3 separate regions of the Mus musculus genome follow, and regions 1 and 3 are each linked to region 2. A link is a loop called in an ENCODE intact Hi-C map of the cell type or tissue named here. Cell type or tissue: left cerebral cortex. All regions are shown on one strand. Links, peaks and the distances in the headings refer to the core of each region. The heading gives the core; the rest is flanking DNA.

What was found. A loop is a pair of places that touch in the nucleus more often than their neighbours do. Peaks named below come from ENCODE experiments on the same cell type or tissue, not always from the same donor. Only the 100,000 strongest peaks of a DNase experiment are listed, where the experiment ranks them.
Region 1: it touches region 2 in a loop (4-fold over the local background); 2 of 42 quality-filtered maps call a loop at or near these places.
Region 3: it touches region 2 in a loop (2.1-fold over the local background); 2 of 42 quality-filtered maps call a loop at or near these places.

Annotation. Positions count from the first base shown.
Region 1 is chr5:109,685,471-109,693,464 of GRCm38, reverse strand. 5430403G16Rik (RIKEN cDNA 5430403G16 gene) reads left to right here and starts at 2,631. Exons shown (of 4, transcript NM_001378588.1): 1 at 2,631-2,729. The coding sequence starts at 2,727. It also overlaps the pseudogene Vmn2r-ps23. In left cerebral cortex, for the core only: no CTCF peak of the experiment used is centred there; DNase peaks (open chromatin) are centred at 2,369, 2,588 and 3,283; H3K4me3 peaks cover 670 bases.
Region 2 is chr5:109,861,944-109,869,937 of GRCm38, reverse strand. AB010352 (cDNA sequence AB010352) reads right to left here and starts at 3,227. Exons shown (of 4, transcript NM_001378279.1): 1 at 3,126-3,227. The coding sequence starts at 3,128. It overlaps Gm35089 (a long non-coding RNA gene), which reads left to right and starts at 3,318. Exons shown (of 3, transcript XR_389508.4): 1 at 3,318-3,615; 2 at 6,082-6,230. In left cerebral cortex, for the core only: a CTCF peak has its summit at 3,400; DNase peaks (open chromatin) are centred at 2,696 and 3,273; H3K4me3 peaks cover 1,354 bases; H3K27ac peaks cover 1,029 bases.
Region 3 is chr5:109,991,879-109,999,872 of GRCm38, reverse strand. It overlaps Zfp932 (zinc finger protein 932), which reads right to left and starts at 3,346. Exons shown (of 4, transcript NM_145563.2): 1 at 3,240-3,346. The coding sequence starts at 3,245. In left cerebral cortex, for the core only: no CTCF peak of the experiment used is centred there; a DNase peak (open chromatin) is centred at 3,375; H3K4me3 peaks cover 1,363 bases; H3K27ac peaks cover 628 bases.

The DNA.
Region 1 (7,994 bases), core at 2,344-4,843, 180 kb after region 2:
TCGCTTGATGAACAGAACTGATAGAATGAATCTCTGTATGCATGTTGAAAGTGAATTTATCTTAATTTCTCACAGTCTAACAGTGGCTGTCTACCAATGGAAAGTTGAATAATCCAGTGTGGTTCAGTAAATGTGGTTGGATGTCTCAGTCTTCAGTATATACTGGAGTTTCAGTGAAGTTGGCTTTTTAATGCCAGGAAAAGAAAGAAAGAAAGAAAGAAAGAAAGAAAGAAAGAAAGAAAGAAAGAAAGAAAGAAAGGAAGGAAGGAAGGAAGGAAGGAAGGAAGGAAGGAAGGAAGGAAGGAAGGAAGGAAGGAAGGAAGCAGGCAGTGGTGGCACATGCCTTTAATCCCAGCACTTGGGAGGTAGAGGTAGGTGGATTTCTGAGTTCAAGGCCAGCCTGTTCTACAGAGTGAGTTCCAGGACAGCCAAGGCTACACAGAGAAACCCTTTCTCAAACACACACACACACACACACACACACACACACACACACACACACACACACACAAAAGAAGAAGAATAAAGAAAGGAAGGACAGAAGGAAGTTGGGAAGTTGTTAGCCAGATGTAAGGTAGGTAGACAAAGAGAACCCGCTCCCATCTTCAGTGTCCTTTCTCTATGTAGGGTGCCGACAGAAGCTGTGGCCTAGAGTAAAGGGGGGTCTTATCACCTCAAAAAAATCCAGATTAAAGAAGGGTTTTCACAGTTCGAAAGCTATAAACAAAACAAAACCAAACCAAACAAAAAAACCCACCCCAGTACCCAAACTCTTTCAGGTTTAGTTAATTCCACATGTAGTCAGTTTGACTATAGGAAAAGCCTCAATGAAAGAATGGAGACAGATGTCCCCCCCACCCCCACCCCCGTGGTCAGCAAGGTGAGAATAGGAGTCAATTCCAAGGCAGTGATTTCCTTCAAGAAAGGAAGCACTGGGATTTTATTGAGGGAGTCTGGATACGTTCACATCTAGGTTTCCTACTCCTACACGTGCTAAGTTAGCCATCGTTGGACTAGTTGGACTACAGCCTGTGAAATATTCCAATAAATCCACTTTGTACATACCTAGATTCCTCCTATCAGGTCTGTTCATCTAGAGAACCTTCACTAATACAGTTCTATGTGCGAATGTGTGTTCAGCTTCCCACGGAGGAAGGTGTGCTGGCTAACAGCAGTGCTCCACAGGGTTTGTCATCTGGTTCCTGTTTGTCTCCCAGGGTTCACATACCTACCAGCTGAAAACTAGCTGCACTTTACCTAAGCCCAGCGTGAAGGACTCAACTGAAGTGAAATTAGAGTATTTTCCGGTTATTAGGGGTAGCTCTCTAGAGGATTCACTGATCCCAAGGCAGCAGAGAGTTCACTGGTCCCAAGGAGGTCAGAGAAGTTATGGGATGGGAGAATAAGGAGCAGAGGTGGGGAGAAAAAGCCAGCAAGGCAAGCTGGGAGAGAAAAATGCAGGGGAGTAGGGATTGGGAGGGGAAGTGGAGGGAGAAGGAGGGAGAAAGACTGGAGAGGGAAGAAAGGGGAGAGAGATGGAGACAGAGAAACAGAGACACAAAGAGTACAAAATGTCTGGATTATATAGGAAGGGCTTCTAGGAAGGGAAAGCCTGGCCGCTGGGCTGGGAGTTCAAGGTACAAGGTGGGGTCTGTCAACCTTGCCCTGTAACAGGTGGAGACTGAGGAGTGCTGGGAGAACCTGGAGGCCCAGCTCTAACCTTCCCAGCCTTGCGCAGACTAAGCAGACCTTGAACATTCGCCATGACAACCCAGGACAGAGACATCTGTCTTTGTTGAGGTGCAGGTTCTCATGGGAACTTAGCTGTTTTGGCTGCCTGCACTGACATTGCTCTACAACATACTGCAGCTGAAGAGGGGGATGGATTTTGTAGGTTTTCCCTTTATAAACGCAAACCTTATTATTAAATTTTGAGCCTTGATCAGAACCTTTGCTTGGCTTCATTCTTCTCTCACCCCAATACCTATTCATTTCCACAGGTTTCAGGTAAACCCAGTTTGCCCATGGCAGGTGGATGGCTCCTTTGGTATGTTAATAATATGCAGATCAGCCTCTGTTCCTGGGTCTCAATCCCAACAGCAAGAATACAGAACTATTCTTTGCCCATGACACAATTTAATTGTTAATATTCTGGGCACCTTTTCGCTTGTGGGACAGATTGATAAATCCCCTGCAGGTTGAGTAATGAATGGGCTATGCAAGCTCCCTACCTTGATTTAAGGAGGAAGAAGGCAAACAACCTAGTGAGTGAGGGAAGCTCTGGCTGACATCAGGCCCTGGCGATCACAGGGTTACTGCCTACCTAGGGGAGGAGCCAGCGGCAGAGTAGTGGCAGGGGACTGATGGTTCCTCCATGGGGCTGCGCGGGGAGACAGATCGGTAGCCTATTGGAGGATCGACACAAATACTACAGAATTGGAAATCCCTGCAGGTCTGGACTTGCAGCTTGTTGGGCTGAGAACCTCTACACCGCGTACCTTCAGCACACTCTAACCCTAAGGGAGGTGCTCCAGTCACTCAAGACTTGTTGGCCAATCAGAGTCTCTCGGCGGACCTGCAAATCAAAAGGAAGGCGGGTTTTTCCGGGTGCATTGGAGCCTGTTTCGCTTAGTTGCTGAGCCTACTTGATTGGTCCCCTGTTCTGTGCTCTCCGTCCTGAGGCTGAATGCTGTTTAGGGTGCTCAGGCAAGCTCCGAAGTTGCGACATGGTGAGCACAGGGTCACTGAAAACAATGGGGAGAAGCAGCGCGAGCTGCTAGTGTGGGTCTTTCCCTGCGCTGCGTGGGAATCCGCGGCCACCTGTGAGGTCCCCTGTGGTCCTAGCCACTCGCGGGTCCCAGCTGTAGCGTCTGAATAACTTCCCCGTGGGGGCTGCATCTGTGCTGAGCATTTGGCTTGTGTGTAGAGAGATCTTTGGCGTGATCCCATACTCAGAGAGTCCAACTTTCTACAAGTTCTGTTCTTAGCACTTGAGATTAAGGTGGACAATCCATTTGGAGTTCATTTTGTGGAGGTTGTAAAAGGCATCTCTTGTGCTGGGTAGCAATTCAATGTCAAGCTGTGATGTTAAAGAGTAGAATTGATGATGTAAAGGATTTAGTAAAGCTTAGGAAATAGTAAGGCACACCAAGTAGAATTTAGCTGAGGGAGGACTGCCTCACACCTCACAGATAAGTACTATGCCAACCAGGGCAGTTAGAGGTTAGGATGCTAGGATACACATGCTTGTTCACCAGCATTGTCCAGAAATCATAACAAAGGAAACAAACGATTTATAATCTGCCACTAGGCCCATCTCCTTATCAAAGAGCAGGCCTCTAACTAGCAGCTCAATGGGGCATTACAGGATCATAACCAACAGCAAGGCCTCTTGTGCCATAAGGTTCAGTTTTCTTCTTGAGAAAAACATAGTTCTGCCACACTGGCTAGATGGCATCTAGTGACAACCATTTGAAAACTTAAAAGAACAAAACAAAAAGCCCACAACCATTGCATTGAGTGCAGGCCTGATCCAGCTACACTTTCCCTGAGGTCCCCATGTCTGGAGCAGGCCACAGCTCCTTCTGAAACCCAACAACATGCTTGGCAGAGCCATTCACAGCCTGGGCCTAGTCCTTGGGAGCTTTCCCTGAGGCCCTGGGTATAGAGAAAACAGGGCTCCTTGACTTCGTTTTTTTTTTGTTTTTTGTTTTTTTTTTTGTTTTGTAGAACATTTTCAATATTTTCAATTGTTAATATTTTTAAAAGAGAATAATTATTTTAAGATATACTTCACTGTTATATCCTCCTTTTCATTTCTGATTTTATTAATTAGGATACTGTCTCTGTGTCCTCTGGTTAGTCTGGTTTATCTAGTTGATTTTCTCAAAGAAACAGCTCCTGGTCTTGTTGATTCTGTATATAGTTATTTTTCTTTCTACTGCTTGATTTCACCCCGGAGTCTGATTCTTTCCTGACATCTCCTCCTCTTGGGTGCATTTGCAGAGCTCCTTCTCTAAATTCAGGAATGTGCCTGGGAGCTGGTAATGGTCTGGGGCAGGGCCTTTGGGAGGGGTTGAATCAGATTCTGAGAGCACAACTTCCCACCATATGGGGCTGTGGTTATCAGTTCCAAGGCCACTAGAGGCTTGGTCAGAAATGTTTTTTAGAAACACTGAGTTGTCCCTTGTGCAGCAGTGTTTGATTAGCTTTCTCCTGAGTGTGTCCAATTGTCTGATGTTTCTGTGGACTTCATACTTTCTTCATCTTTCTGCTGACTTCAGAGGTGTCTCCCATCTCCTTCCTTTTCCCTCATGTCAATCGTGTACAAGATGGTATTCTTAAGAAGCTGACTTAGCATAAGCCATAGCTTGTGTAAGACCTCCCCACCCCAGCTTTTATACTCTCTACCTTTTCCTTTTCCGATGTTTTTCATCATCTGGAACCTTCCACTTAGGACGCTGTCACTAACCTGCTGTGTTAGGGCACTGGTGTCCTTAAGAAATGATCCTGGAATATGCTTGCTGTGCAAATTTCCCATGTGTCTTAGTGGCTAGACTTGCAGTCTCCAGTCTGTATTTAAGTTGTTCAAAACTTAACCTGGAACCTGAACCTAGAAGAGACTTAAGGGTGGCAGCATATGTGGAAGGCAAAATCCATCCTAGTCTGGTTCCTCTTTACCCTTAATCAGTGTAGCTGGTCTTTGCTACTTTATGGTTTCTTCTTTTTCCCCTCCCTTAATCCCCTTCCGTGACCCCCCCGCAACTGTTTCACCCCTTAACAGCAGACAGGAGAGAAACAGGGATGGAGGAGAAAGAGGTCCTTGAGTCGAGTTTCTGTCCTTGTACTGGATCCCCCAGCATGAGTCAAACAGTCTCTGATGAGGGAGCAAGGAACAAAATAGGAGGTAGAAGGAAGATGCAAAGCCAAGAATTAGATTTGGGAGAACTGCTGGTTAATACTTCAGCAGGAGCACCAGCAGCAACCACCAGCCTTGAGTTTATTTTTCATAGTCTTTTTATACCCCACAGAACCTTGGAAAGCAAAGCCACAAGCTAACAGAAACAATCTCCCGAAATATACACAGACTATCGGTTCTTTTCCAGAGGCACCTCCCTTGAGCCTCAGGTATACCTCCTCTTATCATTCCATGACTCATCAGACTGGGAAATCTGCCAACAGACCCTGACCCACCTTGACTGCCTGGGTACAAACAAAGAGTAGGGTCAGTTTTAAGGCATAAACAAAGTAGAAATGTAAGAAAAAGGGTGTAAACAAAGTTCCCCGGTTGCTGTATTCAGAGTCTTATCAAGATGATCAAGGTATGACAAGATATGAGGAACACATTCCTCAGCTGTACTTTTTTTGAGCTTACTTCCTTGACCTAGCCCAGTGTCAAATATTCTTGCCATTTTTTCCTAGAAGCGGTCCCAAGAACTCTCCCCACCTGGGAGAGTAGAAGATTCTAATAAAATACAAACTTACTATACTAGGGCTCTGTCTGCCCCTAGGGTGGGCTGGAAGGGGAGAGCTGGAAGGCCTGTGCTGTCTGAGTCATTTCATCTCTACTTCTCCAGTAGGAGAGCTGCTACTGTCTTCTGGGCAGCCTAGCAATCAGGAGGAGTAGCTTGCAGGTTCTTTCCATAATTCTCCTCTGATGCAGTTCATCAGAGAGCTGTGAGGGAGACCACAAGCCATGCCATTGTGATTGTGACAGCCACCAGGAAGAACAAGTTGGCTAAACAATCTTATTGGACTGTGATGGACTGTGAAACAGACTGTGTTTCTTTTGGTACATGTGGTAACCTGGGCAAAAGGCCTTGGCCTCTGTGTGCATTTCCTGGGGAGGAGGAGGTTCTGCAGCTCTGGCCATAGGAAGCTGTGTTGCTTATAATCTCACTGCCCGCTATGCACACACAAGCAGTGCTTTTGTTATGAGAAGATGAATTTCAAAACTGAAAATCTGGTTTGTAGAGGTTCTGAACATTTCATTGCAAATTCAGTTTTGTGTGATAAATTTTACAAATAGTTTAGAAACTGGTAGAGATGAGGTTATGGGGATCCTCCTTTGGCCATCTTTGATTAAAATCCTTTTTCCTCTCCACTATCACCAGTCACAATGACTGGAGTGATTCAGGGAAATTCAGTTCCAGGGTCGCCAAGGAGTTTCTGAGATGCAGAGGATTCTTAAGTGTGCATGGTGGTGTGCAGGTGGCTAGGGCAGATTCTAAATCATGTGCTATAATCCATGTGGCAGGACGCAGACATTAAATTATTCCTCAACCTTGGTTTGTGTGTGGGCTCATTGGGGCTGGGTTTGTGTGAGATCTCTAGTGGGTATTAGGTGCTGCAGAACCATAGCCCAGCTTTCTGATGACCTCCATACAGAGAGAGCTCTAGAGCCTCTGTTTGGAAGTGAAGTCAGTAGTGGCTGGAGGGTCAGAAATATAACAGTGAGGGATCACTTTTAGTTATTTTTGTGGAGTTGTGAAGTCTGTGTTCATTCCATTTGTATACACATGCAATCATTGGTAATATTAGTCATGTTCACATTTTTCCTGGCTGAGTTTCCTTAGGTCTTTTAATTGAAACCTGACTATAATTTGGGGCTTATTTTCTTGGCTTTTTTTCCTCTACATTTCATTATTTTTTCACAAATGTTGTAAAGCTTTTGATTGTTGTAGCTCTATGATAAGTATGGATGGAATTTATATTGTGCCAAAATGTGTACAATTTCTTTATCATCCTAGTGACAATTCTGAGATTTTTTCCCATGGCAGGTAGCTTTGGAATCAGCTTTCCTGTTAGGAGTTTTTTTTTAGATTGTTTAAAATTTATGCTGCAAATTAAACCTACCCAACACCCCCCCCCTTTTAAACATCACTATAATGGTGTTGTTTACAGTTGTAAGTGTGTGAAATTGAAGCTGATGTGAAATAATGTATAAGGCTATAGAAAGAGGACTTTAGCATAGACTTTAGTGACACAGAGTACATCAGAATACATTATTAGAGTCACATAAATGATATCTCCCTAAGTATAAGTTGAGAAAACAGAGTATAAATACGACATTGTCCAGTATTGAACACTGAATATGAATGTAGCACATGGTTGTGTATTAGGAATAAATTCTGATAGCAGCAGGTTGGGATATTCCATTGATATTAACTAAAATTAGTTAAGGCCACATTGTGTTATAGTTGATATAAAACTGAACACATTTAATATATGTATTTTGATGCATTTGGATATAATACCTACACTCAAGCAACCTCATTGTACCTAGTTCTTATAAAAAGGACAGAACTTCCATGGATCCCAGCAGTTTTCTCAGTATAGTTTCCATGCACTTGAAGTTAGTTTTAAGAAGAATCATAATTCTCATGTTCATTGCAGTTGTATTTGTGGTACCCTAAATATGAGAATTACTTCAGTGCTCATTTGTTGAGGTAAAACTGGCTGCCTCAAGGAGAAGTTGTGCTAAAGGAATGAAGACAATAGTAATGGTTAAAGGACTAAGTACTTGTAAAGACTCTCACAGTCAGTGCTGTATTGGTCTTAAAAACGGCATGTAATTACAGCTTAAGCATTGCCAACGCATTTCTTTTTCCATATAATTTTAATCTTTAGTGTTCTCTTATGGATATGAGAACTTGAACCATCTTGTCTACCTTGCATGTAGAAATGGAAAATGAAGGGTGTCCATTAGGTCAGCAGGATCTCAAGGGAGAACAAGGATTGAAGAGAAGAAGACAATTAGACAGCACTATAACAATACTCCAGCCAGTGCTGAGGCTGAAGTGGGTCTATTTTTCATAAGCCTGCTCTTGTACCATTTTAAGTCCATACCAGTAATAAGGTCAGTTCTAGGTCAAGGAACTGAGAAGACAGTAAATAATGTTCAGGGATGGTTGTTTTTAGGGGCTTAGTAGGATGACCAAGATAAAAGGTATGCCACACATTCCTTGGCTGAGTTTGCCTTGCTTGAGCTTTGC
Region 2 (7,994 bases), core at 2,438-4,937:
TCAGCTAGATTTTGTGCTTTCTGCCATTCTGTAGGGAGTTGGCAGGAATTTGACATTGAACAAGGACATGGAAGTAGGCTCAGGTAGGAATCTGACTTTGGGCTAGGACTTAGGAAGTAGGCTCAGAATAGAATAGTTACATTTGGGCTAATACAAAGCTCCAGGTAAACTCAGCCAAGGAGTTATCTAAGTCCTGCTGATAAGCCCCTTAAAACTATGATTCCTGGACTTTGCTTATTAGCTTGTGTATTCCTTGACCTAGAACTGACCATATTATTGGCATGTACTTAAAATGGTATAAAAGCAGGCTTGAGAAAAATAGACCTGCTTCAGCCTCAGCACTGGCTGGAGTCATGTTACAGGGTTGTCTGTCTTCTTTTCAATCCTCGCTCTCCCTTGAGATCCTGTTGACTGACTGAGCTGAATGGTCTCTCTTCATTTTCCACTGCTACCTGCAGAAAGACAAGATGGCTCAAGTCCTCATACCCATCTGACAATAAGGGTGCACGAAAGATTAAAATTATATGGGAAAAGGAATGGGTCAACAGTGCTTAAGCGGTAATTACATGTCGTTTTTATGACCAATAGAGCACTGACTGTGAGAGTCTTTACAAGAACTTAATCCTTTAACTTTCACTATTGTCTTCTTTCCTTTAGCACAATGTCACCTTGAGGCACCTAGCTTGTCCTCAACAAATGAGCACTGAGGTAATTCTCATATTTAGGCTACCATAATACAACTGCAATGAACATGAGAATTCTGGTTCTTCTTTAAACTAATTTCAAGTGCATGGAAACTATACTGAGAAAACTGCTGGGATCCATGGCAATTCTGTCATTGTTATGAGGACTCGGTAGAATGGGGTTGCTTGGGAGTAGGTGCTATGTCCAAATGTATGAGAATATATATATTAAAATAAGTAAAATTTTACATCAACTATAACACAACGTGGTCTTAACTAATTTTAGTTGACATCTATGGAAAATCCCAACCTACTGCTTTCAGAGTTTATTCCTAATACACAATCCTGTACCACATTCATATTCATTGTTCAATTCTGGACGATGTCTTATTTTCACTCTTTTTGTTTTCTCAATTAAGTTACACTTAGTGAGATATCATTTATGTAACCCTAACAACGTATTGTGTCCCTAAAGTCTATGCTAAAGTCCTCTTTCTATAGCTTTGTATATGATTTCACATCATTTTCAGTTTCACATACTTACAACTGTAAAAAACACCATTATAGGGAGGTTTTCAAAAATAAAAGGGATGTTGGGTATTTCTAATTTGCAGCATAAATTCAAAACAATCTAAAGAAAACTCCTAACAGAAAAGCTGATTCCAAAGCTATCTGCCATGTTAAAAAAAAAAAAAAAAAACCCTCAGAATTGTCACTAGGGTGATGAAGAAATAGTAAGCCTTTCAGCACAATGTAAATTCTATCCGTACTTATCACAGAACTACAACAATCCAAAGCTTTACAACATTCGTGAAAAAATGAGATGTAGAGAAAAAAGCCAAGAACATAAGCCCCAAATTATAGTCAAGTTTCCATCAAAAGACCTAAGGAAACTCAGCCAGGAAAAATGTAAACATGATCAATATTACCCATGACTGCATGTGTATACAAATGGAATAAACACAGACTTCACAACTCCCACAAAAATAACCCATAGTGACCCCTAACTGGTACATTTCTGATCCCTCCAGCTACTACTGGTCCCACTTACAAACAGAGGCCCCAGAGCATTCTCTGCTGGGGTGGGGAGGTCTTACACAAGCTATGGCTTATGCTAAGTCAGCTTCTTAAGAATACCATCTTGTACACGATTGACATGAGGGAAAAGGGAGGAGATGGGAGACACCTCTGAAGTCAGCAGAAAGATGAAGAAAGTATGAAGTTTACAGAAACATCAGACAATGGGACACACTCAGGAGAAGGCTAATCAAACACTGCTGCACAAGGGACAACTCAGGGTTTCTCAAAAACATTTCTGACCAAACTTCTAGTGGCCTTGGAACTGATAACCACAGCCCCATATGGTGGGAAGTTGTGCTCTCAGAATCTGATTCAACTCCTCCCAAAGGCCCTGGGCCCAGACCATTACCAGCTCTCCCAAGTGTATTCCTGATTTTAGAAAAGGCCCTGGTTTTATCTCTATACCCAGGGCCTCAGGGTAAGCTCCCAAGGACCCAGTTGAGTAGGCCCCAGGCTGTGACTGGCTCAGCCAAGCATGTTCCTGGGTTTCAGAAGGAGCTGTGTCCTGCTCCAGACATGGGGACCTCAGGGAAATTACAGCTTGATCAGGCCAGTACTCAATAATACAAAAGTTTTCTTCTCTTTTCTTTTTCCCCCTTTCACATGGCTGTCACTATGTGTCATCTTGCCAATGTGTCAGAACTATGCTTTTCTCAAGAAGAAAACAGAACCTTTATGGCACACCAGGCCTTACTGTAGATTGTGATCCTGTAATGCCTCATTGAGCAGCTGGTTAGAGGCCTGCTCTTTGATATGGAGATGGGCCTAGATGCTTGCTGTAAATCAAGTTTGTTTCCTTTGTTATGGTTTGGAACCATATATCTGGGCAATCCTGGTGAACAAGCATGTGTATCCTAGTAACCTATACTCTAAATGCCCTGGTTAGCACATTACTTATCTGTGGGATGTGTTACATGCAGTGCACCCTCAGCTAAATTCTACTTGGAGTGCCTTACTATCCGCTAAGCTTTAGTAAATCCTTTACATCATCAATCCTGCACTTTTACATCACAGCTTGATATTGGATTGCTACCCAGCACACAACCTCCACAAAATTAACTCCAAATGGATTGTCCACCTTAATGTCAAATGCTAACAACAGAACTTGTAGAAACTAGGACTCTCTGAGTTTGGGATCAAGCCAAAGATCTTTCTACACACAGGCCAAATGCTCTGCACAGATGCATCCCACACAGTGAAGTTATTCAGAGGCTATAGCTGGGTCCCGCGAGTGGCTAGGACCTCAGGGGACCTCACACATGGTTGCAGATTCCCACTGAGTCCCGGGAAAGACCCACCGCAGCAGCTCGCGCTGCTCAGACCCCTGCTTCTCCCCATTGTTTTCAGTGACCTTGTACTCACCATGTCGCAACTTCGAAGCTTGCCTTAACACCCTCCACAGCATCCAGCGGCAGGACAGAGAGCACAGCCTGCTCAGCTACTAAGCGAAACCGGCACCAAGGCACCCGGAAACCCCGCCTTCCCTTCTGACTGGCAGGTTCGCCTAAAGGCTCTGATTGGCCAGTAAGTCTTGAGTGACGCGAGTACCTCCCCTAGGGTTAGAGTGTGCTGAAGGTACACAGTGTAGAGGTTCTCAGCCCAAGCTTCTGTCCAGGGCCCAACCTCTTCCAGATCTACGGGGATCTGCATTTCTGTAGTACTAGTGCGAGTCCTCAGATATCCTACCCATCTGTCTCCCCGCGCAACCGCAGGGAAGCCCCACCACTCCACCTGCCACTGCTCAGCCGCTTGCTCCTCCCCTAGGTGGGCAGTGACCCTGTCATCACCAGGGCCTAACTTCAGCCACAGCTTCCCTCAGTAGGCTGTTTGCCTTCTTCCTCCTTGAATCAAGGTAGGGAGCTTGCATAGCCCATTACTCAACTTGCAGGGGAGTTATCAATCTGTCCCATAAGCGGAAGGGTATTAACAATTAAAGAGAGATTTGGGGAAACAATAGTTTATAGAAATTAATAGGCTTATTAATTTCTGGTTTGTTATAGTCATAGTGTAATTTATTTTTGCTTCAATCTTAATAATCAGTTTAAAAGGATGCAGTTATGCAGTGGGCCAGCCCCAGCGTGGGGTGTTTCTTCTTTTTTGGTTTTGGTCTTATTGAGGAAGCGGAGGGGGAAGAGTAGGCTGAGGGAAAGACTTTTGTCTTTTGAGATTCTAGGGTAAGACTTTGTCTCACCGAAAATTTAGGGTTGCTGTATAATAAAATGTTTACTTATCTAAGTCTAAGTTACTATGCTGTTGTAGCTGACCTGCCTTCTGTGATCCTCTGAGGCCAGAAATCACAGTTTCTGGCACTCAGCACCTCATCCTAAAACAGCAGGAGATTAAGTAAAGGATTAATTGCTAGACCCTTTGCCCTATTGTCCAGATGCCTCCTGCTGGGAGGGAGTTTGGAGCAGTAGACTTCTATTGAACCAGGAGAAGAGAATAACACTCTAAGAAGGAAAAACTTTTACATAAGCAAATATGCATAATCTCACATAAATTCATATTGAGCTTCATTCATGCTCATTTATTCATTTTTATTCAAACCCAGCTGGGCCCAGCTTTCATGCATTCTCACAATTACATACTTACACACACACAAGCAGACATTCTCACAATTTTATACTTACACACACATCCATACTTACATATGCATATGGAGCAAAAGACCAAGCATGGGCGCAGCAAGGATTCACTCAATCTGGATGAAAAAAAAAAAAATGTGTTCCAATCTTTATTACATAGAGAAAGAAAAGGCTTCTACCTTTTTAATGCTAAATAAATTAAACCCATGTTTGTATAGAAAAAAAGCTTTGTTTCTTTTAGTAAGATTAAACCTGCCTTGTTCTTACCATGGCACCTGTTCTGTCCCATGGTTAGGAGAAGACTGCCTGCTCCTTCTGCTCCCTGGGACATCTTCTTTTCTCCTCTTTCCCTCTGCATTCTGCACATTGCTCTCTTAGTATTTTATGTTACCTATAATTTCTAAGCTACTCCATTCTGCATTCTCCTTCTAACCTAAAAAGTGTTCTGTCTAAAAACTTCTCCTCAGCTCAGTTCCTCTCTCAGCTCAGTTCTTCTCACCTCTGTTCCTCTCACCCCAGTCCCTCAGTTCTGACTCTTTGTCCTCAGCCCTTAAACATCATTCAGCATACATGATCACATGTTAAAAGTTCATCAAAAGTTCACACAGAAAATCAAATCATAAACTGAAATAGAAGTTTACAACAGAGAATGTTTACATGCATATCCATTAGGAGTGATTACCTAGCAAACATCCATCACCTGTCTCAGCTCCACAGGTTCAATGAAGGTTTAAAACCATGACTAAGTTATAAGTGAAGTTCTGTATAGATAAACCCAGTCAGTATTCTATCTTCTGTCCTAGCACCTACAATAAATCATCAGTTCCCTTTTTATGACCTTTTTAAAATTGTTTTACAACCTCTTGAACTGTGCTCTGAGTAGGAGAAAGTCTGGTTACTATCTATGAACAATGACCTGGTGACACTTGAGAGTCTGGGAGAGTTCTCATTGAAACATTGATGATCAGAAAAGGACCTAATAGTAGTCCCATTATAAAAGAGCTTAATAATCACAAATATAATTTTAGGAATTATTATAGGATCATCATTAAGACTTTAGTTATCTATTTGTCTATACAGCATCTCTACAAGATAGTGCATCTCCGTGGCTCTGCAGAGATCTGCTCCAGAGGGATGTGCTGCTACTTAGTGGTAGTTACATATGTTTATTAATAACAGGAAAAGCATATTAATAGCAGGAAACTTTCCTAAAATGAGTCCCACACAGCCTTGCTTAGTGAGGGCTCACCTGTCAAAGATTATATAATAATCCGAGGCAGGACACTTCAGGATGATCACCTGCTAGTTATTAGCTTGTCCCATTATGGCTCCTGACACAGTGGGACTGAGGTTGTATAAGAGGTCCAGGACATGCACAAAGCTGTCCAGATAAGATCCCCTTATCTCTATACTCTACAGCACTGCAGATGTGTGCTAGCACATCTTTGCTCTGAAAATATAGTGTTTTTTAAATTGGAATTACCTTTAATCTTTCTTTTAGCTTAAAAAGGCAAGGTAGTCATTTTTCCTTGGGACAAACATTAATTTCATGTTTTCTAAGAACTAAACAAATTTTCACTTTCAAATTTTAAAAGATTTACTTAAGAGATCATGTTCTGTGATCCACTGTGTTCATTTTGTGCTTCCTTCCATGTCTTGGCAGCAGGTTGCTCTGAGTATAGGAACTTATGCCATGTTTTTCTTTAATTTTATTCTTTATATATTTTCTGAAGATAAGAAGGTGGAATGTTTCATGTTTGGAATGTTTGCAAAACGACTCTGTCCTTACACATTACAGCATATGGATGAAGAAAAAGGAGAAACTACTTAATATTTATCAATTAAATATCTATTCTGCTCTTCACACCATCATTAGCTATAGGTAAGAAATGAAAAGATTTTACTTTTGACTAGAGTAGAAGAATGTGAATCAACATCGTCAATATGGTATTGGTTACAGTGCTGATTACAACCATCATATATTTGTTAAATTTTGCAAAAAAAGAGAATTGTGTGACTTTTAATATCACAAAGGATGCCTTATGTAAAAGAAATTTCCTTACCCTACCTAAAAATTTTGAGCCCTAACAGTACATTTAAGCCCCCTTTTTTCTGTTTGTCAGTAAATAGCTAGTAGGCAAGCCTAAGTTATTGAGAACCTAAATCATTAAACACCATCAAATAGAAAAATACCCCATGACAGTATCCTGCATACAGGTAGGCTATCTGCACTGAGTTACATTATAACATGATCTAATGTCCACATGAGATAGTGACACTTACTGGTTTTCCACAGTACAATAAAATAAGTAAAATGCTTTTGTATGAATACTAATGTCATAAAGGAATCTGTTTTCCCCAGAATGAGACACAGGTTAAAAGACAGAACTTAATGGCAGGTCAGTGCTTTGAAAGAGGGTTGGAGTCCTTCCCTCTCAGGGTCTCAATGCAGCTCACCACCTGCTATTTACATGGAAACAGCAGCAGACAGGACAATGGTCAGCAAGATTCAGGGAATGGTAAAGGATATTTTCAGTTTGTAATATGAAATTGAGGTACCCAGAGGCCTCAGAAGACATAACTTCATAGATAGGTAAGGAGCACATGGTCTTGTGAAAAAGCCCATGAGTTCAATAATATAAAAATTTGTAAAAACAAGGCTGGAGAGATGGCTCAGCAGTTAAGAGCACTGACTGCTCTTCTAGAGGTCCTGAGTTGAATTCCCAGCAACCACCTGGTGGCACAAAACCATCTGTAATGGGATCTGATGCCTTCTTCTGGTGTGTGTCTCAAGACAGCTACAAGCCGGGTGTGGCCCAATGGGGGCCACTTTCATTCAGACTGCCACAGGTAGGAATAAAATCTGTGTGTGATAGTTAACCATTGTCCAGGTAGGCAGGTGGAGGGAGGCACAGCCTGGAGAATGTTCAGACTGAATGTTTCTGGGCAGGTATGACTTCAAAACTAGAAATTCTTTCTTAAGTAAACAGTTTGCTCAGATGTCCACAGGTCTCTTCCTTTGTCCCTGTCCTTTAGAATGCAGAGGTGACACTTAAGAAGATTCTAGAGTAATTAAAGCCCTATACTGCCATGCTGGACTTGTGGTAGATGCTTGTCTAGCCTAGACTTTTCTCTTATTCTTTCAGCCACATCCTTTAAATCTCATCTTCTGAGAAAAGACTTATGCATTTGATTCTTCTGATATCACCCAGCACAGGCAGGAAGGAGGAAGGGCAGTGTGGCTGCCAGTGGAGAACAGGCCCATTACTGATGGTAGGAGTGGTGTGGGGCCTCGTCATTTCTGTTCCTCCTGAGGATGCTATTTTGAAGAAAACTGTTCCTCATGACTGAAGATTTTCACACATAAGACAAAGACCAGCAGCCGGCATGCCAGTGACATGTCATGGCATCAGTCTCCACATAGGCAGAGCAGAGTTCACAGAGCGTGGGTGTTGTGAAAGAGACTGTTGGAGGTAGGAGGTGTGAGAATCACTGTCTCTTCACCAGGATCTCATTCTTGTTTATTTTTTCCTTTTTAAATATTTTTTATTAGGTATTTTCCTCATTTACATTTCCAATGCTATCCCAAAAGTCCCCCATACCCTCCCCCCAACTCCCCAACTCCCCTACCCACCCACTCCCAGTT
Region 3 (7,994 bases), core at 2,085-4,584, 130 kb before region 2:
TTATTATTTGTATGTATTTAAAATGGTATTAAAGCAGGCTTTAGAAAAACAAACCCCCAGGGTGGTGGTGGCACAAGCCTTTAATCCCACTTTAATGCCACTTGGGAGGCAGATGGACTCTGAGTTCGAGGCCAGCCTGGTCTACAAAGTGAGTTCCAGGACAGCCAGAGCTAAACAGGGAAACCCTGTCTTGAAAAAACAAAAAAAACCAACCAACCAATGAAACAAAAACAAACAAACAAACCCGCCTCAGCCTAAGCAATGGCTGGACTCATGTTACAGTGTTGTCTAATTGCAGTCTTCTTGTCCGTCCTCACTCTCCCTTGATATACTGCTAACTGACTGAGCTGGCTTGGTCACCCTTCATTTTCTATTGCTACCTGCAAGGTAGAGATGATGGTGTAAGTTCTCATACCCACCTGACAATAAGCATACAATAAAGATTAAAATTATATGGGAAAAGAAATAGGTTGAGAATGCTTAAGCTGTAATTCCATGTCCTTCTAGGACCAATATAGCATGGACTGAGAGTCTTTACAAGTACTTAGTCCTTAACCATTGCTATTGTCTTCATTCCTTTAGCACAAGGTCCCCTTGAGGCACCCAGCTATTCCTCAACAAATGAGCCTAGAGGTAATTCTCATATTTAGGCTACCATGAATACAACTGCAATGAACATGAGGATTCATAATACTAATTTCAAGTTCATGGAAACTATATTGAGAAGACTGCTGGGATCCATGGCAATTCTGTCATTTATGAGAACTCCGTAGAATGGGGTTGCTTGGGTGTAGGTATTATGCCAAATATATCAGAATACATACATTAAATATGTGCAATTTTATATCAACTAGAACACAACATGGTCTAAACTAATTTTAGTTGATACCTATGGAAAAATCCCAAAATACTGCTATCAGAATTTATTGCTAATACACAATCCTGTGTCACATACATATCATTGTTCAATTCTGGACAATGTTTTATTTGAACTCTTTTTGTTTTCTCAATTAAGTTAAACTTAGTGAGGTATCATTTATGTGATACTAGAAATGTATTCTGTGTCACTAAAGTCTATGCTAAAGTCCTCTGTCTATGGCTTTGTACATTATTTCAAACCAGTTTAAGTTTCACACATTTACAACTATAAACAACACCATTATGGTGATATTTGTTTGTTTGTTTTTTTAAAGAGAGGAAAAAGAAGAAACCATAAAGTAGCAAAGACCAGCTACAGTGATTAAGGCTAAAGAGGAGCCAGACTAGGATGGATTTTGCATTCCACATATGCTGCCACCCTTAAGTCTCTTTTAGGTTCAGGTTCCAGGTTAAGTTTTGAACAACTTAAATACAGACTGGAGACTGCAAGTCTAGCCACTAAAACATATGGGAAATTTGCACAGCAAGCATATTCCGGGATCATTTCTTAAGGACACCAGTGCCCTACCACAGCAGGTTAGTGACAGTGTCCTAAGTGGAAGGTTCCAGATGATGAAAAACATCAGAAAAGGAAAAGGTAGAGAGTATAAAAGCTGGGGTGGGGAGGTCTTACACAAGCTATGGCTTATGCTAAGTCAGCTTCTTAAGAATACCATCTTGTACACGATTGACATGAGGGAAAGGGAAGGAGATGGGAGACACCTCTGAAGTCAGCAGAAAGATGAAGAAAGTAGGAAGTCCACAGAAACATCAGACAATGGGACACACTCAGGAGAAGGCTAATCAAACACTGCTGCACAAGGGACAACTCAGTGTATCTCAAAAACATTTCTGACCAAACTTCTAGTGGCCTTGGAACTGATAACCACAGCCCCATATGGTGGGAAGTTGTGCTCTCAGTATCTGATTCAACCCCTCCCAAAGGCCCTGCCCCAGACCATTCCCAGCTCCCAAGCACATTCCTGAATTTAGAGAAGGAGCTCTGCAAATGCACCCAAGAGTAGGAGATGTCAGGAAAGAATCAGACTCGGGGCTGAAATCAAACAAATAGAAACAAAAAGAACTCTATACAGAATCAACAAAACCAGGACCTGTTTCTTTGAGAAAATCAACTAGAAAAACCAGACTAACCAGAGGGCACAGAGACAGTATCCTAATTAATAAAATCAGAAAAATAAAATCAGAAATGAAAAGGAGGATATAACAGTGAAATATATCTTAAAATAATTATTCTCTTTTAAAAATGTTAACAATTGAAAATATTAAAATCATTTTCTACAAAACAAAAACAAAAAAAACAAAGTAAAGGAGCCCTGTTTTCTCTCTATACCCATGGCCTCAGGGAAAGCTCCCAAGGACTAGGCCCAGGCTGTGACTGGCTCTGGGTTTCAGAAGGAGCTGTGTCCTGCTCCAGACATGGGGACCTCAGGGAAACTGTAGCTGGATCAGGCTTGCACTCAATAAAACAGTCTTGTCTTCTCTTGTCTTTTCTTTTCTTTTTTCCCTTTTCACATGGCTGTCACTATGTGTCATCTTGCCAATGTGTCAGAACTACGCTTTTCTCAAGAAGAAAAGAAAAAAAGTAAGAAAAGTAAGAAGAAAAGTAAGGCACACCAGGCCTTACTGTAGATTGTGATCCTGTAATGCCCCATTGAGCAGCTGGTTAGAGGCCTGCTCTTTGATATGGAGACGGGCCTAGATGCTTACTGTAAATCAAGTTTGATTCCTTTGTTGTGGTTAGGAGCCATATTTCTGGGCAATCCTGGTGCATATGTATTATAGCATCCTAAACTCTAACTGCCCTGGTTAGCACATTACTTATCTGTGGGATATGTTACAGGCAGTGCACCCTCAGCTAAATTCTACTTGCTGTGACTTACTATTCGCTAAGCTTTAGTAAATCCTTTACATCATAAATTCTACTCTTTTACATCACAGCTTGATAGTGGATTGCTACCCAGCACAAGAGATGCCTTTTACAATCTCCACAAAGTTAACTCCAAATGGATTGTCCACCTTAATGTCAAATGCTAACAACAGAATTTGTAGAATCTAGGACTCTCTGAGTTTGGAATAACGCCAAAGATCTCGCTACACACCGGCCAAATGCTCTGCACAGATGCAGCCCCCACAGTGAAGTTATTCAGAGGCTACAGCTGGGTCCCGCGAGTGGCTAGGACCTCAGGGGACACCGCACATGGCCGCTGATTCCCAATGAGTCCCGGGAAAGACCCACCGCAGCAGATCGCGCTGCTCAGACCCCTGCTTCTCCCCATTGTTTTCAGTGACCCTGTACTCACCACCATGTCACAACTTCCAAGCTTGCCTGAGCACCCTCCACAGCATCCAGCGGCAGGACAGAGAGCACAGCATAAGGGACCATTCAAGCCTGCTCAGCTACTAAGGGAAACCGGCCCAAGGTATCCGGAAAACCCGCCTTCCCCTCTGACTGGCAGGTCCGCGTAGAGGCTCTGATTGGCCAGTAAGTCTTGAGTGACTCGAGCACCTCCTTTAGGGTTAGGGTGTGCTGAATGTACACAGTGCAGAGGTTCTCAGCCCTAGCTTCAAGTCCAGTGCCTGACTTTTTCCAGATCTACAGGGATTTGTATTTCTGTAGTATTTGTGCCTGTCCTCCGATAGCCTACCCATCTGTCTCCCCGCGCAGCCCCAGGGAGGCTCCACTACTCCACCTGCCGCTGCTCAGCCGCTTGCTTCTCCCCTAGGTGGGCAGTAACCCTGTGATCACCAGGTCTTGACTTCAGCCTGAGCTTCCCTCCCTCTGTAGGCTGTTTGCCTTCTTACTCCTGGAATCAAGGTAGGGAGCTTGCATAGCCCATTACTCAACTTGCAGGGGAGTTATCAATCTGTCCCATAAGCGGAAGGGTGCACAAGATACTAACAATCCAAGACAGATTTTGGGTAACAATAGTTTATAGAAATTAATAGGCTTACTAATTTATCACCCGCGCCCCCCAGTTCTGACACTTCGCTTTGTCCTCAGCCCCTAAACATCTTTCAGCATACATGATCACTTGTTAAAAAGTTCATCAAAAGTTTACACAGAAAATTAAATCATAAACTGAAATAGAAGTTTACAACAGAGAATGTTTACAGGCATGTGAGGAGCGGCCCGGGACTGCAGCTAAGTCTTATGACTTGCACCTGACTTCCTCATACACCTGAAAATAAGCCATGACCATCGACCATCGTGAGAGCAGGTGCACCATAATGCTGGCGGTGTAAACAAGTCCATATTTGGTGGAGGCGTGCCCCTGCTGCCCCCATTGGCTGAAGCTGCATGCCTGGTGAGGTGGCTTGGCCTGCCTTGAGTGGATGGGGGCTGAGAGTATATAAGCAGACCTCCCTGGGTTCCCAAGGTCCCCTTAGCAGCATCGAGGTGTTCCTGCAATAAAGGCTGTTGGGAAGAATCCAACCGTGTTGTGTCTTCCTTGCCGGCCGAGGTGGGCACAACACAGGCATATCCATTAGGAGTGATTATCTGGCTAAACATCCATCACTTGTCTCAGATCCACAGGTTCACAGAAGGCTTAAAACCATAACTAAGTTATAAGTGAAGTTCTGTATAGATAAACCCAGTCAGTATTTTACCTTCTGTCCTAGCTCCTATAATAAATCATTAGTTCCCTTTGGTCATTTTTTTTTTTTTTTAACAACCTCTTGGAATGTGCTCTGAGTAGGAGAAAGTCTGGTTACTATCTAAGAGCATTTAACTGGTGACATTTGAGGGACTGGCAGAGTTCTCGTTGAAACTTTGATTATCAGGAAAGGACTTAATAGCAGTCCCATTATAAAAGAGCTTAATAATCACAAATATAATTTTAGGAATTATTATAGGATCATCATTAAGACTTTAGTCATCTATTTGTCTATATAGCATCTCTACAAGAGAGTGCATCTCCGTGGATCTGCAGAGATCTGCTCCAGAGGGGTGTGCTGCTACTTAGTGGTAGTTATATATGTTTATTAATAACAGGGAAAGCATATTAATAGCAGGAGACTTTCCTAAAATGAGTCCCTCACAGCCTTGCTTAGTGAGGGCTCACCTGTCAAAGATTATATAATAATCCGAGGCAGGACACTTCAGGATGATCACCTGCTAGTTTTTAGCTTGTCCCATTATGGCTCCTGACACAGTGGGGCTGAGGTTGTATAAGAGGTCCAGGACATGCACAAAGCTGTCCAGATAAGATCCCCTTATCTATACACTCTACAGCACTGCAGATGTGTGCTAGCACATCTTTGCTCTCAAAACATAGTGTTTTTTAAATTGGAATTACCTTTAATCTTTCATTTAGCTTAAAGAGGTAAGGTAGTCGTTTTTTCTTGGGACAAACATTAATTTCATGTTTTCTAAGAACTAAACAAATTTTCACTTTCAAATTTTAAATGATTTACTTAAGAGGTCATGTTCTGTGATCCACTGTGTTCATTTTGTGCTTCCTTCCATGTCTTGGCAGCAGGTTGCTCTGAGTATAGGAACTTATGCCATGTTTTTCTTTAATTTTATTCTTTATATATTTTCTGAAGATGAGAAGGTGGAATGTTTTATGTTTGGAATGCTTGTTTGCAAGATGACTTTGTCCTTACACATTACATAATATGGATGAAGAAAAATGAGCAACTACTTAATTTTTATCAATTAAATATCTTCATATATACACTGCTCCCCACTCCATCATTAGCTATAGATAAGAAATGAAAAGATTTTACTTTGTCTAGAGTAGAAGAATGTAAACCAACATCCTCAATATAGTATTGGTTACAGTGCTGATTACAACCATCATATATTTGTTAAAATTTGCAAAAAAGAGAACTTTGTGACTTTTAATATCACAAAGGATGCCTTATGTAAAAGAAATTTCCTTACCCTACCTAAAAATTTTGAGCCCTAACAGTACATTTAAGCCCCCTTTTTTTCTGTTTGTCAGTAAATAGCTAGTAGGCAAGCCTAAGTTATTGAGAACCTAAATCATTAAACACCATCAAATAGAAAAATACCTACGACAGTATCCTGCATACAGGTAGGCTATCTGCACCAAGTTACATTATAACATGATCTATTGTCCACATGAGATAGTGACCTTTACTGGTTTTCCATAGTGCAATAAAATAAGCAAAATGCTCTTGTATGAATACTAATGTCATAAAGGAATCTGTTTTCTCCAGAAAGAGACACACATTAAAGACAGAATTTAGTGCATGTCAGTGCTTTGAAAGAGGGTTGGAGTCCTTCCCTCTCAGGGTCTCAATGCAGCTCACCACCTGCTATTTACTAGCATGGAAACAGCAGCAGACAGGATAAGGTTCAGCAAGTGGTGAAGGATACTTTCAGTTGGTAATATGAAATTTAGGTACCCAGAGGCCTGACTGCTCTTCCAAGTCCTGAGTTTTATTCTAGCAACCACATGGTGGCTCAAAGCCATCTGTAATGGGACCTGATGCCCTCTTCTGGTATGTGTCTGAAGACAGCTACAGTGTTCATATAAATAAAATAAATAAATAGTATTAAAAATTAAAAAATTGTAAATACAACTTATACTTAAAATGCAAGATTACACAGAATCCTGAAATATGTAAATAAGAACATCAAAGACAGAAAAGCCAGAGGAGCCACTCAGCTAGGGATGTAAGAATTTCCATTAAATATGCCAGAAAGATTTCTGACAGGACCCTGATATAGCTATCTCTTGTGAGGCTATGCCAGTGCCTGGCAAATACAGAAGTGGATGCTCACAGTCATCTATTGGATGGAACAAAGGGCCCCTAATGAAGGGGCTAGAGAAAGTACCCAAGGAGCTAAATGGGTCTGCAACTCTATAGGAGGAACAACAATATGAACTAAGCAGAACCCCTCAGAGCTGTGTCTCTAGTTGCATATGTAGCAGAGGATGGCCTAGTCAGCCATCAATGGGAGGAGAGGCCCTTGGTCTTGCGAAGATCATATGCCCCATTAAGGGGAGTGCCAGGGCCAGGAAGCACAGTGGGTGGGTTGGGGAGCATGGCAGGGGATGGGGGAGGAGGGTATAGGGGACATTCGTAATAGCATTTGAAATGTAAATGAAGAAAATAGCTAATAAAAAAATTTCCAGGGCTGGAGAGATGGCTCAGTGGTTAAGAGCACCCACTGCTCTCCCGAAGGTCCTGAGTTCAAATCCCAGCAACCACATGGTGGCTTAAAACCACCAGGAAATTGGTTGATGTAGGTTAAATAGACCAGTCCTTGTTTGGTGTATTTCCAATATTTAACTGGCTCATTGTCTCAGCTCAAAGATGCTTACTTAGCAAGTTGTGAGGTACGTAATGAGATCTGACATCCTCTTCTGGTGCATCTGAAGATAGCTACTTAGATATAATATTAAATAAATCTTTAAAAAAGTAAAAAAACAAAAAAAAACAAAAAAAAAAAACCAACCAACCAAACAAACAAAAAACCCCTAAAGGACAGTTGTTGATCACCTACACAAACAATGTTAAAGAAAAGTAAATGAAAAAGAAAAATTTAAAAAAATCCATTAAAATCATAAACTGTTCTTAAAGTCAGATGATTTATACCTTTGATTTATAGGAACCATAGCCCTTTTGGTGTATGAGGCTTAGATATATGCCTAAGATCCAATTTTGTGGTCATTATATTTGCCTTATGATATTTACATAGAAAGCATATTAGCTCCTTTCACTCAATTGTAAATCCTATAGAGGTCTTCATCATTCCTTTTCCATACTGTGATTATATAAAAAGTCTCCTCATTTATCTCGAAGGCACATTTGTTATATGTGTTGTGCACTACTTTTTTCACTTAAGCTTGAGAAGGTCAGTTGGCTGGGACTGGGGCAGTGCAGAGCTTGTGCAAGCCTGGGGTCCTGTTGGCCAGATGTTCCATGCAGCACAGCAGACACTGACCCACAGCATCTCCCCTCACACATGGAATACATTGTTTTAAAAAACAGAGGAAATTACCCTTAACTCATGAGTCTCTTAATTATACATATAAATGGATGAAAATGAGCCCCTAAAAGTGTCCTAGAGGATTTTT